Regions from separate parts of the Homo sapiens genome. Here region 1 is linked to region 2. Evidence: chromatin contacts called from ENCODE Hi-C or POLR2A ChIA-PET data. All regions are on one chromosome and are shown on one strand. Each heading gives the region's core, a stretch centred on a gene start or an enhancer-like site at or near the end of the contact. The rest is flanking DNA. Distances are from core to core; before and after follow the strand shown.

Region 1 (6,535 bases), core at 247-2,746, 50 kb after region 2:
CAAAATCTCTCTTGTTTATAGAGATGTACTTAGAATAAAGTGGAATAAAAGCTGTAAGGGAACACTATACTCTTGGAAGATAATGTGCTAACATAAATCCAAGAGGGTTTTAAGATAGTCATACAAACTAATATGCACTCTTCCTCAATTAGCAAATCAAAGTGCTTCAGGCAGAGAATGTGAATGGGCCAAGGTGGTAGCAGCGCTGCATGTAAGGGTTGCACACAGGCATACCTGGGAGTGGGAAAAAGAGGGGGAGCAGTTATCCCAGGTCTAGCAAGAATGTCTCCTCTCTCCCAAGCGTGCCTGGAGAGTGTCCTTCCACCCAGAGTAAACTCTTACAGGAACTTCCTCTCTTTGTCATGACAGCCCCATCTATAAACCCTAACAGGGAGAGCATCATTGCTTCATAGTTCTCAGTCAGCAACGATATCATGGTTTTTATTAAATGTTCCTAATGGTTTGACACTGCTTTCAACACTGTTTTCAGCAGAGCAAACAACTGCTGGACTGTTGGTGAACCTTTGCCTTCTCCTCCCAAAAGGACCAAGTTTGAGTTCAATTCCAGAATGGAGAAGTTCTTCTACTTCTCCCTGGTGAGTTCCTGGGGGCAGGGTCTGTACTCAATACATCTTTGTTTAGTGTCTGGAAAATACGGGGTATTTATTCAGATCTTGCAGAGTGGAGGAATATCAGATGAGGCTCCTGACCACCTAAAAAGGCTTCAGGTTACCTTTTCAGATTCATTTTTCCAGCACTCACGCCCATACCCCACTTGCCAGCAGGCTCAGCTTCTTACAATTCTCCAGTGCTCTTCTGTGACCTCTGTAGATGACAGAGGCAGGAAGTTGTGGCAGAAAGACTCTGGGTTTTCAAGGCTCCCCAAATTACATCCAAATCTCAGTTCTGACCCTTCCTAGATGGGATCTTGGACAGTTTACCAAACTCCTCTAAGCTTTAGTCTCCTTGTTTTTAAGGATCAGGGAAAATAAGACCTACCCTCCAGGACTTCTGAGATGATTGAGATGTTTAACTGAAAGTACTTAGTACTGCCTAGATCTTGGTACAAGGCCAGTTAATGTGAAGTCTCATGGGATGTCTTTCCCTCACTTCTCTGTCCAGCCCGTTGCTCCTCATCCTTCAAATCCAGCTCAAACACTGCCTCACTGGGAAGCTTTCCCTAACTCAGGAGGGCACAGTTATTACAGTTTCTCCTTTTCCATTGCTCCCACAGCACCTCCACTTCAGTCCTTACTATATCATATTCCAGTGATCTGTTTGCACATCTGTTGTACTCACTAACCTGTGGTCTTTGCAAACTCCTTGAAAGTGAGGACTATGTCTTAACCACCTTTGTAATGCCAGCACCTAGCACGGAGCCTGGAACAGAGCTGATACCCAATAACTGTCTGTTGAGTGAATAAATCAAAGAACAAATAAACGCTCAGCAGCCATCCTGAGTCAGGCAAGAGATCAAGAAGATCCTGTCACTGCTGTGATTAAGTGAACCTCAGACCCCATCACAATGAATGGTGTCTCCTCCTGATGCAGCAGGACATGCTCATCTCTCATCAGAACAGGAAAAAACATCATGAAATGTGGTGTCGGTCAGCATTCTTGTTGAAGGAGGCCACAAACCCTTATAGCAGAACAACACCCAATTTCTTTTCATAAGATTGTTTATTTTTGTTTTTCAACTAAAATGCACTTTGTGGGGATTCTTGTGCAACCCTTGATCTGTTCCTGCCTAAATGACTGTCTGTAAGCCCACGATCAATGCACAATGAGCACAGGTTTTGCATCGACTCCCTGAAACACATGGTCCCTACAAAGGCTGATAGCCATTATAGTAAGGAAAGGGTTTCTGGCTCACTTGTTTTAAAGTGGCAAAAGAACAGGAAATTCTTTCAAATGTAGTTAAGTGCCACTTACATATTTCCTTACATGACTATCACTACTAGGTTTAATAATCAACTTCTTTTTCTATCTTAGTCACTTGTACTATTTCGTAGATAAATCCATATGTATAACATCAAAGTTTTGTAAAGATGTAGATCATTTTTAGAATCCCACTATCTAGTGCTGCTGTTAAAATCTTCTCGTTTTCCAGCCCACGTTCATCTCTCATTTTTTTCTGAACTCTAATTACATCAACAAAATGAGCATTTGATTCTCTAATTATCGTACCATCTAGATGAAGAGAGAAAGGGGTAAGTTTCTTGGGACTGACATTTATCCTTTACCATCCTCTCCACACACACACGTTATGTTTAGCAGAGAGTTAAGTAGAGAGAAGACGCTCAGTAAACACCGGTGGGCTGGTGGGCAGAAGTGAGGGCTGAAGAAGAGCACTCAATCCAGAAAGTACACTGGCCTGCTGGCCTCCCAGGTGGGATGTCCTGGTCATTCTCTCGTTCATTCTCCCATTCCTTCAGCTAGCACACAGTATCTGCTTTGTGCTGAACCACACATCTGACACTTAACAAGCCTCTTATCATTTCATCCTTACAATTTCACCATGCTGTTCAAAGAATTTCATCCATTTCAAAAGATGGCCATTTTACCTCTTCTGTATGCTAAAAGCCATATCTAAACCCTGTCTGGCTATTTGTTCACTGACTCATTAATTCCCATACCAGCCATCTGCTTCAAATTGGACATTAAAAATTCTATCTACAGCCCTAACTGTCAATGTCAACTCCTTTTCATGCCAAGAGTGTGAGCACTTACAGAGGAAAGCCAGAAGAGCAGAAATGCCCTCTGGGCTGGATTCAACACATTTGCCCTCAGCCTACCCCTTTTCTCCTTGTGCTCACTTATGTACACCTCAGCTTCCAGCTACTCAACAGGACTAGGCAAAGCTCGAACATCACCTGCAGGACCTGGTTCATAGTATTTAGTCAACTGTGGACAGCTGCTGGCCAGATAGGTTGACTGGTCTATTCTCCAGCCTTTCTTTTTTCATCTTGCCCAGAATATACTGGGCAAGATGTTTAGACTGTGTGATTTGGAGGTGCTCTCAGATGTTTGTTTTGAATGTGAGAGCTGAAAGGTACCTTAGATAGTTACAAATGACCTCACTTTCTAGATAAAATGATAGAAGCCCAGAGAAGTTAAGAGGCTTGCCCAAGGTCACACAGAGCTGGCAGCAGAAGCCAGTCTGACTCCCAGCCAACACACTTTCTACTACCCGATCCTGCCTCAGAGAGCCAAACATGATTTCGGTTTCTAAGATGGCTGTCACACTTCACTCTTTCTCCTAAGGAACTCAATCTTTGATGAAGAATCTGAAAACCAACATGTGGAAAACAAACTACAAACCTTCCTTAGAGTAGAAAACAAGAAATATCCACCTTTTACATGACACATCGTAGATCTCTGCAGTCTGCTGAGAGGCAGCACAGTGTAAGGGAAGTGCACAGGCCTTGATGTTGGATCAACAAGGCTTCAATCCTGCGGGGCACTTACCCTCTTCAACCCTATCTCCTCATCTGTTAAGTGGATTCAGCTACACTGTTTTGAAGATGAAATAGGAAAATCTATGTGAAGATCCATGTACAGTCCCTTGACAAATGTTAGTTCCTTTCCCCTTTGCTTTGACAGAAAAACACCATGAGAGGTCCTGGAAATTAGTCCTTCAATGACAACTGCCTTCATTAAAAAAAAAAAAAAAAAAAAAAAAAAAAAAAAAACACAACTAGGTCTAAGGAGGCAGCTGAGAATCATAAGATGTGGTGGCGGTTGAGATCGTATCTACTGCAAAAACACCCATCGCTGTAGATGTGGTTGTGTGTATATGGGGGTGGGGGATGCAGTGCTGGTGGTGGTGTACAGACAGACATGAGCAGCAATTTCCTGCTGGCAGTGTGACGCAAAGCACAGGAAATGCCACCTTTTGAGTATGTGATTTTCAAACCATAAAAGACTAAAATTACATATGTGTATGTATGGTTATGTTTCCTTAAAGGTGGGTCAGGGCAGCAGGAGAGAAGACACAGGATAGGGGTGGAAGAGAGAGAAAGAATCCACCCTGATGTCTCCTTCACTGCTGGTCTGTGAAATGTCTCCACATGGGAGTTAGGGAAGCAGGCTGTGTAGCGATACATGGTAATAACTGGGTCCAGTACTTGTGGCTACAGGTAGTGGAGCAACATAAAAGACAGTGTGGTAGCAACAGTGATCTGGAACCGTTATTGTCTCAGCTGTACCCCAGAGACACCCCAGTGACTATTTCCTTGGGTACGAGTCCATGTTCTACCATTAACAGACCAAGTGATTTAGGAACTGGATATGTCTCTGTGCAACACTCACTTTTCCTATCCATGAAATCAAGATGGGAAGTAACAAAACCTTTTTTTTTAATTAGCTGGATGTGGTAGTACACACATGTGGTTTTAGCTACTTGGGAGACAGGAGGATCACTTGAGCCCAGGAGTTGGAGGCTGCACTGAGCTATGATTGCCTCACTGCACTCCAGCCTGGGTCACAGAGAGAAACTCTCTTTTTTAAAAAAAAAAAAAAAAAAAAAAAGATGGGAAGTGACATATAAACTAAATCATCTCCAAAGTATCTTGAATGAGCTTGGCTGTGAACAAGTCAAAGCACTGGACATATTAGGAATGGCAACATTTCCATTTGAATGCCAGATCTCATCTACCGCCATACTGAAAAAGATTCTAAAGTGATATCTGGTCTTGCAGGCAACAGTGGTGTATCCATTAGTGATGTCCTCTTGGCTACGGGAGAGTTATACTCCAAAGTCTATAAAACATTAGTATTTAAAAGAAAAGTCTGAATTTTAGTAATAAATTGGCCTTTCTAATGATGTTTTGATTGGGCTGATATAATTATATAATGTGTTTCTAAGCCAAATAACACCTAGGAGGAATGAGGCATTGTAAAGTCATGTTAGGGAAACAAAATTGAGATTTTAAATTTGCAACTGATAATCCATTAAATGGATAAAGGTCATTAGATAGTAAATTCCTTGAGAGCTGGGGCCATGTTTTCAATCACCCTGGAATTCTCTTCATATCATTGTCCAGAGCAGTTCCTTGTACTTAATAGGTGCTCAATTAACTTCTACTACATTAAATAATTAAGAGTTTTAGGAGTAATTTCCTTCTAAGGAATCAGTCTACTAACTAGAATCTCCTGCCCCTTTTTGGAGGTATAGGTAGAGTGGTGAATAAAGGAATTAAAATGAACTATCACATATTATGTGCCAGGAAGATTAAAAATTATTTTTAATTTAATTGACAAATAATAATTTTGTATATTCATGAGGAAACAGTGATGTTTTGATATACATAACATATAGTCATCAGGTCACTGTAATTTTGTATCCTTTATCAAATCTCTCGCTATCTCTTGCTTCCTAAAAATTATTTTACTTAATCCTGACATTAATCTTTTGAATTTAAATGTAGTATTATGATCATGCCCACTCTGAGTTGAGGCTCAGAGAGGTTAAATAACTTGCCCAGTGAAACACAGTTCATTAGTGGTAGGAATGAGATGCAAACGCATGTCAGTTTCATCTCCGGTTCCAAGCAGCAGAGTTTTTTGTGTCATGATCAAACCCTTACTGTTCCTTTCTGAAAGAATAACAACGATGAGCAGAATAGAGCAGAGGGAAAAGCACCGGCCCAAGAGATTTCTCATCATGGCTTTGGCACTGACTTAATGTGTGGCCCTGGGCAAGTCATTTACCCTTTCTGGGCTTTATCTTTTTTTCTGTAAAATGACTGATATGGAACAACAACAAAAAAAAATTTCATAGTTATTAGGCTATAACTCTGGTAGAAGAGGCAAAGACAAACAGCAATGGAATGGAAAAGGCGCTGACAAACAAAAGCCCATGGAGTAACATTTTCAGAGATCCAGTTCTGGTTCCACCATCCGAGGAGCAGAACAACCTCCAAACTATCCCCACAAGTCCCTTCAGGCCTAAAGCAAAGAGGGGGTCAGGCTATGAGTTGAGCCTTTTTCAGGGTCCACAAGCCATAGGTCTGCCATCTATCTGTGCACTGTCACTGCTCCCTAGCTCCAGGGTCCTGAAACTGTCCATGGCCAAGTCCACATGAGGTACATGGTGCCTAACTAGAAAGTCTCTTGGGAAAATGATGGTAGGTAGGGCTTGACTCACACCAGGCTTTTCACCAATCCAAGCCTTCTTCCTGCCATTTAGTCACAAAAGCAAAACACAAAGGCAGCACCAGTCGCAGCTGCTGGGGCACCTTCAGAAACAACAGACAGAAGGAGTGTCTGCAACACCAACACTAGGAAGGGACTCACACCATTTTCGCTGAAGTTGTAGATTGGCTGATGCCAGAGGGTACACACTCACACCCCTTATAAGGCCTAATTTCAGGCAGAACTTTGCATTTTTTGAGGATATTTTCATCAACCAATGCAAGTGCCCAAGAAACACCTTCACTCTATTCAGACAGAATCATAGAACTACAGACAAGACTCAGCAGCTTGGAATCCCAGGTGCCAAGAAAAGATAGAAGGGAGGGAGGAAATGAAAGGA
Region 2 (6,499 bases), core at 252-2,751:
CCAGATTTTTCTGAATGGGTTAGCTCAATCAGTCAACCAAACAGTACTTAGTGAGGATCTATCATAAGCTCATCTCTATGCTATGCTAGGAACATCATTAGATATACAGAGAATACATGAAATAATCTATGCCCTTGGGAAATGTTTATAGTTATGTTGGAGAGAATAATTCAAATAAAATGATAAAAATGTAATATACAGTGAAACTCCAAGTTATTACTGTAATGTTCTAGAAGATGATATGATCAGTGAGATCTAATATAGTTAGGGAAAGCTTTATGGAGGAGATGGGGCTTCATCTAAGACTTTGGTAGGTTGAGGAGAAGAGGAAGCCATTTCAAAGAAGAAAAACTACGTGGACAAAAATTCAGACATGGTGGCACCCATCACAACACACAATACCCCTGCCCTCTACTACCAAGTGATAGAAGGAAAAAGGGAAATGGGATTTCTATGAATGTTGACTTTAAATGATAGGATACAAATTATATGCAAAAGAATCTACCTTTTAGGAAAATCCAGAAGTTCAAAGGTGGCAGTCTGACAGCAATCCAGCCTGAAAATATGCTTTACTTGCCCTCTAATTCTTTCTTTTTTGGGGGGCGGGGGGCGGTATAAACTACATCAGAATGCTTTTCTTTAGTTCAGTCACTATCCTCACCATCAATTATTTCTTCCATCTCACTAGCTTCACTGCCTGGTTACTGAAAGCATTTGAGTTTACAACCTCTGATTTCAGCCATAACATTCATACAGATTCTTAAAGAGACTAACTTGGGGAACTTGCTTGGGAAATGGAGCAAGGAGCTGGCTGGCATTCATTTCCTGCTAGTCTCTTGCTCCTTAACTGGGCTGAAGACCTGACAAGGAGGCAATTAATAATCTTGAGGGAAAAGCTTTATCTCTTAATGAGACCCTGAGAGTGGAGGGTGAATGAGCTTTAAGTTCTCTGGAGTCCTCTTAATTCCCACCTGTGAAAAAGAACACTCAGGTTCTATTCTTATAGCACTATCAATAAGTCCAAATTCCAAACACAGGAATACACAAATTCTGAATACAGGCCATTCACATTGTGCAGATACAAATTTTTGGAGAGTGAGGTGAAACCTAATGACTATAAACTAAACTAAAAAAAAAAATGAGAACTTTCTTATAGAAACAGAAAGTAAAATGATGATTACCAGAAGCTGGTAGTAGAGGAAAAGGAAATTGTTGGTTAATAGATAAACAGGTTCAGATTTGCAAGATGAAAAGGTTCTGGAGATCTGTTTCCCAACAGTGTGAATATACTTAGCACTACTAAGCTGTACAGTTAAAAATGGTGAAGATGGTAGATTTTATGTTTTCTTTTTTTTTTTTTTTTGCCACAATAACAAAAAAAGAATTTTCTTATTTACAACTGTGAATAGACTCATTTGGTCTATACGTTACTAACTTGATAAGTTTCTTTAGGGCCTCACCTTTGAAAACGCATAGTAAATACTGTGAGAAGGGAGGGATAAGGAAAGGACATAAATCTGAATAGAAAGTCATTACATACCAGGGACTGGCTCTGGGACATACTGGAGAGCTAGTTTCATTTCACCTCTGTTTTCTGCTTCAAGGGCAACTGGTGCTGTCTGAAAAGTGAAGAAATGTCAGCAGGTGGGAGACAAACTTTTCATCCTGTTTGTTGGTATAGGTCTCATTACAGAACCATATCTGTCCCATTTCTGGGACCATGTGTCACTCATGAGTGCTCTGGATTAAAATTTCTCTCTGCATCAGAACTAGACTGTTGCCTTAATACCTGGGAAAACTAGGTTGTATATCTTGAAAAATCTTGCAGGATACCCAGAAAATATTTCAAGGCCTTTAGTCTCAAAGATGGTGAAGAAACCAGAATGGCTTTCTTGGAGATGGGAGAGGTTTCTTTGAATGCTTTAATTTTGATCAAAACACAAATATTTTGTTAGCTATTCAGCCAGCATATAAAACAATTTATTTGTATTCCCTTTATTTGAAGGAGTATGAGATAGTGTGTGAAAGTAAGGGGGGAAAGGCCATATCTTACATTTTCAAAGCTGCACTAATCTGATTATTTTAGGCCAAATGCATAGAAGTCTGTAAGTATAACAAAGACTGAACAATAATTTTTTAAACTTCTATCTGTTATTTTCAAGTACACGTTGAATATTCCTTATCTGAAATGCTTGGGATCAGAAAAGTTTCAGATTTCGGATTTGTTTTTTGAAATTCGTAATATTTGCATATACGTAATGAGATATCTTAGGGATGGGACCCAAGTCTAAACACAAAATTCATTTATGTTTCATATACATCTTCTACACATAGCCTGAAGGTAATTTTATATAACATTTTTAATAACTTTATGCAACCCATCACATGAAGCAGGTGTGGAATTTTCCACTTACGGCATCATATCGGCACTCAAAAAGTTTCAGATTTTGGAGCATTATGGATTTGAAATTTTTGAATTAGGGATGCTAAACCTGTATAAGAAACCTGCATAAGATAGTTTTTTACTTTCAAATTCTGGCTCTTTAGAGCTTTATTTTCAAAATATGGGTATGTATCAGAAACGTAATGGTAGCCAGTTAAAAATGAGATGCTTTTGATATCTTCTGAGGAGTTCAGGTCTTGGGTAGGGCTAGAAATAAGTGCTTCAAGTGATTTTGATATAACATTTGAGAACCATTTCTTTAGTGGAACTAAAACAGTTCCACTGTTGTGTAGACACTAAGTTATGGTTTGTATTAGTTATTTATATTTATCACTTCCTACTATGATGGACTAGCTTGGATCACATCAACCCCTAAACTAATAACAATTTAAAAGGTGGGATTTTAAATATCAGTTTGAAAGTGCTAAAGAATTATTAACACAGACAGGACTCAAATGAACAAGATCTTAGAGTCTGACATTCTTCTCTGCTTTTCACTTTGAGACATTTAAGTAGTGCCAAACTGAGCACATAAAAAGCCTAACAGAATGAGACTGAAAAGGTAAGCAGGACTTTTAGCAGTTTCATGAGGCTGGGGAGACAAAACTTGGAGCCCACGGCCTGTCAAGAAGGAATGGCACTGGAAAAACACTCTAGACCAGTGGTTTTCAAAGTACCGTTTCTAGGTCAGCTGCATTGACAGGGAACCTGTTAAAAATGTATATTCTTGGGCCCGTAAACCTTGGGAATAGGGCTCAGAATCTAGTGGGTCTATTTTTTTTTTTTTTTTGAGACAGGGTCTCGCTTTGTTGCCCACACTGGAGTGCAATGGCGTGATCTCAGTTCATTGCAACCACCACCTCCTGGGTTCAAGTGATCCTCCCATTTCAGCCTCTTGAGTAGCTGGGGCTATAGGTGCATGCCACCAAGCCTGGTTAATTTCTTTGCAAAGGCAGGGTTTTGCCACGTTCCTCAGGCTTGTCTCCATCCAACTCCTGGACTCAAGCAATCCACACCTCAGCCTCCCAAAGTGCTGGGATTAAAGCTGAGAGCCACCGCACCCAGCCCCAGAATCTGTGATTTAATAAGTCCTTCAGGTGAATCAGATGCATGCTGATTTTGAGAACTATTTCCCATGGCTTTCAGTTGGAACCTCTGAAGGGCCTTAGCCTAGGAATATAAGCAAACAAAAACTAGACCAGATCACATGAAAACTGGGCTTGTGCTTCAAAGTCAGTTTATTCCCAGATTAAATGAAGGTGGTCTGTGCCTGCTGTATCAGAAGCAAAAGTAAATCCTCCCCAATTATTCCTAGAACGTTCTCATATGCAATACCCCACATATGATCAAAAAATGAACGGGCATACCAAGACAAAGAACTAAGTGTCCAAACTAAGATTTTAAAAAATAGATAAGCAGGACTCACAAATGTTTAAGATACTGGAATTTTTAAGTACATACATTAAATAACTTTGCATGCTATATTTTTAAAGACAATGTTAAGATAGAGAATTTTAGGAGAGAAATGGAATCAAAATAGTCAAAAGAAAATATGCTTTCGAAAATATAAGCTTTATATTATAGATTGGCTTAAATTGTAGATGGTTTTAACAACAGAATAGACATAGCAGATAAAATTGTTGAATTGTGAAAAGGTTAGCAAAACATGGACTGAAATATAAGAAAAAAAGTATACAGAAAAGACCATAAGAGACATGTTGGACAGAATAAAAAGGTATAACATACTTGTAATTGGAGTTTCCAGAAGGAGAGGAGAAAATAGTGGGGCAAAAGTAATATTTGAAGAAATAGTTGCTGAGAAATTTTCAAAGTGATGAAAGATACCAAAACATAGATAGATTCAAGCAGCTCACTGAACCCCAAACCTCAGGATAAATTAAAGAAAACTACACCTAGGCTCATTATAGTACAATTGCTAAAAATCAAAGACAAAGAAAAGTATCCTAAAATCTGGAAAAGAACACATAACCTTCAAAGGAGCAAAAATAAGACTAACAGCTGACTTCACAACAGAAATGACCAAATACTATGAAATGACATCTTCAAAACACTGAAAGAAATAATTGTCAACCTAGCAACAGAGCAAAAATATCCCTCCAAGATTGAAAAAGATGTTATGATACCAAGAAAATCTGAAATAATCTGTTGCCAGGAGATATTCACTAAGAGTAAAACTAAAGGAGAGTCTTGAACAGAAGAAACAACTCCACGGATAAATCCAGGAAAGGATAAAGAGCAAGGGAAAGGCAAATATGTGGTTAAATCTAAATTAATAGACCGTATAAAACAATAACGGTAATGTCTTATGGGACTTAAAAATATATACAATTAAAACATGACCAAAAATAGCACAAAGGATGAGAGAATGGGTAAATGGAGTTAAAATGTTCTTGGTTCCTTCCACTGTTCTGAAAGTGGCAAAAGTTCTAATTTATATTACAGTTTGAATTCAAGGGTGCATATTATAATCTCTACAGGAACTAATAAAGAAAAATGAAAATAAACTATGACTGACATATTAAGAGAGAGAAAAAATGGAATAATAATCCCAAAGGAGGCAATTACGAAAATAAGAAAACAGGACAAATAGTAAGATACTAGATTTGGACCCAAATACATCAATATTTATATTAAGTGCAAATGGACTAGATAATCCAATTAAGAGACAAATATTTTAAGACTGGAAAAACATCAAAACTATTGCTTATAAAAATATATCTGAACTATAAGAATTTTAAAAGGCTGAAAATCAAAAGATAGAAACAAACTTCTAATCAAAAGGAAGCTAATAGAGCTATATAAATACAGGCAAAGTAGATTTTAAGGCAATAAGCATTACTAGAGATAAAAAGGGAATTTCAAAATGATAAAATGGTTAATTCATCAAGAAAATATAACAATTACAGTTGTATGTATATGTAATAAGACAATCTCAAATATAGTGAATCAAAAATAATAAAACTAAAAGGAGAAAAAGACAAATTCACAATTGTAACTCTCCTAGTAATTCACAGTACACACAGACATAAAACCCATGAGGATATAAAAGATTTCAGGAACTAGTTTTGACTTAATTGATAAATATAGAACATTACATCCTTTAATCATTGAATACACTTTGGTCTCAAGTAACACATGGAACATTTATCAAAATTCAGCCAAATATTAGGCTAAAAGTCAGTATCAAATTTCAAAGGACTGAATTATTTAAAAGACCTTCCTGAAGTCTCTGAAACATTTGTGTTAAATGATTTAAACATGTTCCCAATAACCTTTTTTACCTTTCTTTTTTTTCCTCTAGTTTAAAATTCTCCCAAACTACAGATCTGTACTCTGAATTAAATGCAATTAAGCTTTTTCCTATACACTAGGTACCACATCAACCAACCAAATAAACAAACAAAAAATTCCGGACTCACCTTCCGCTTCAGAGGGTACCATCTCAATTGTTTATTCTGTTTGTTATCCCAGTCCCATGTTTCCAAATCAAGTTCCACCTCCCCTAGGAAACTATTGCGCTTAAATGTATCCCGATGCCAAATGGACAGGTTCAATTTCTGTGTCTTTAAGATTTGTTTTTCAATTTTATACTGAAGTTCAAAGAAGAAAATTAAATGATGAAAAACATTACTTGATGCCAAAGTTATAACACAGAGATGAAGAGAAATTCATCTGTATATAGCAAATTTTCTTATCTGTTAGGTTTCGAGTCCCAAAAATATTGCAAAGTCATCTTATTCTAAGCATCTTGTTTCAAAGAGCTAAAATCCATCTTTCATAAAAGCTGATTTGCTTCCCCACTCTGGAAAAGCAAACCAAGGCTCAGATATCATAGTTGGTAATAGCTCTCTAACAATAAAAGCCAGTTTTTCAATTTTCGCTGAATATTTTTAGACTAGATGTAATACAAAATTGAGTCTAAAATACAAATCAAATGTAACCGAATTCTCTGTTTTCTACTTAAGAACAAGGTCTTTTTTAAAATAGTCTTTTTAGAGCAGTTTTCGGTTTACAGCAAAACTGAGCAGAAAGAAC

What was found. A loop is a pair of places that touch in the nucleus more often than their neighbours do. ChIA-PET counts read pairs that join two places held with the same protein, here RNA polymerase II (POLR2A). Pooled maps may share reads with other maps.
Region 1: a map of natural killer cell shows a loop between it and region 2 (2.9-fold over the local background). The contact joins two enhancer-like sites. A Hi-C loop is called at or near these places in 10 of 168 maps with a recorded cell type or tissue (CD4-positive, alpha-beta T cell, CD4-positive, alpha-beta memory T cell, CD8-positive, alpha-beta T cell and 4 more), 2 of 37 single-sample maps with no recorded cell type and 11 of 50 pooled maps. POLR2A ChIA-PET finds 5 or more read pairs at or near these places in 10 of 52 experiments (CD4-positive, alpha-beta T cell, OCI-LY7, PC-9 and 6 more).

Annotation. Positions count from the first base shown.
Region 1 is chr11:85,749,260-85,755,794 of GRCh38, forward strand. All of the region lies in intron 2 of SYTL2 (synaptotagmin like 2), which reads right to left. Among named protein-coding and RNA genes, the nearest start is that of SYTL2, 59 kb to the right of the region's middle. Within about 2 kb of position 1,497, at least 2 of the 41 ENCODE cell types and tissues checked have a DNase peak (open chromatin) inside an H3K27ac peak, as active enhancers do; they include CD8-positive, alpha-beta T cell and natural killer cell, where a contact is called at or near this core.
Region 2 is chr11:85,698,975-85,705,473 of GRCh38, forward strand. SYTL2 (synaptotagmin like 2) reads right to left here. Exons shown (of 20, transcript NM_206927.4): 16 at 5,884-6,054; 17 at 1,541-1,619. Among named protein-coding and RNA genes, the nearest start is that of CCDC89, 16 kb to the left of the region's middle. Within about 2 kb of position 1,502, at least 2 of the 41 ENCODE cell types and tissues checked have a DNase peak (open chromatin) inside an H3K27ac peak, as active enhancers do; they include CD8-positive, alpha-beta T cell and natural killer cell, where a contact is called at or near this core.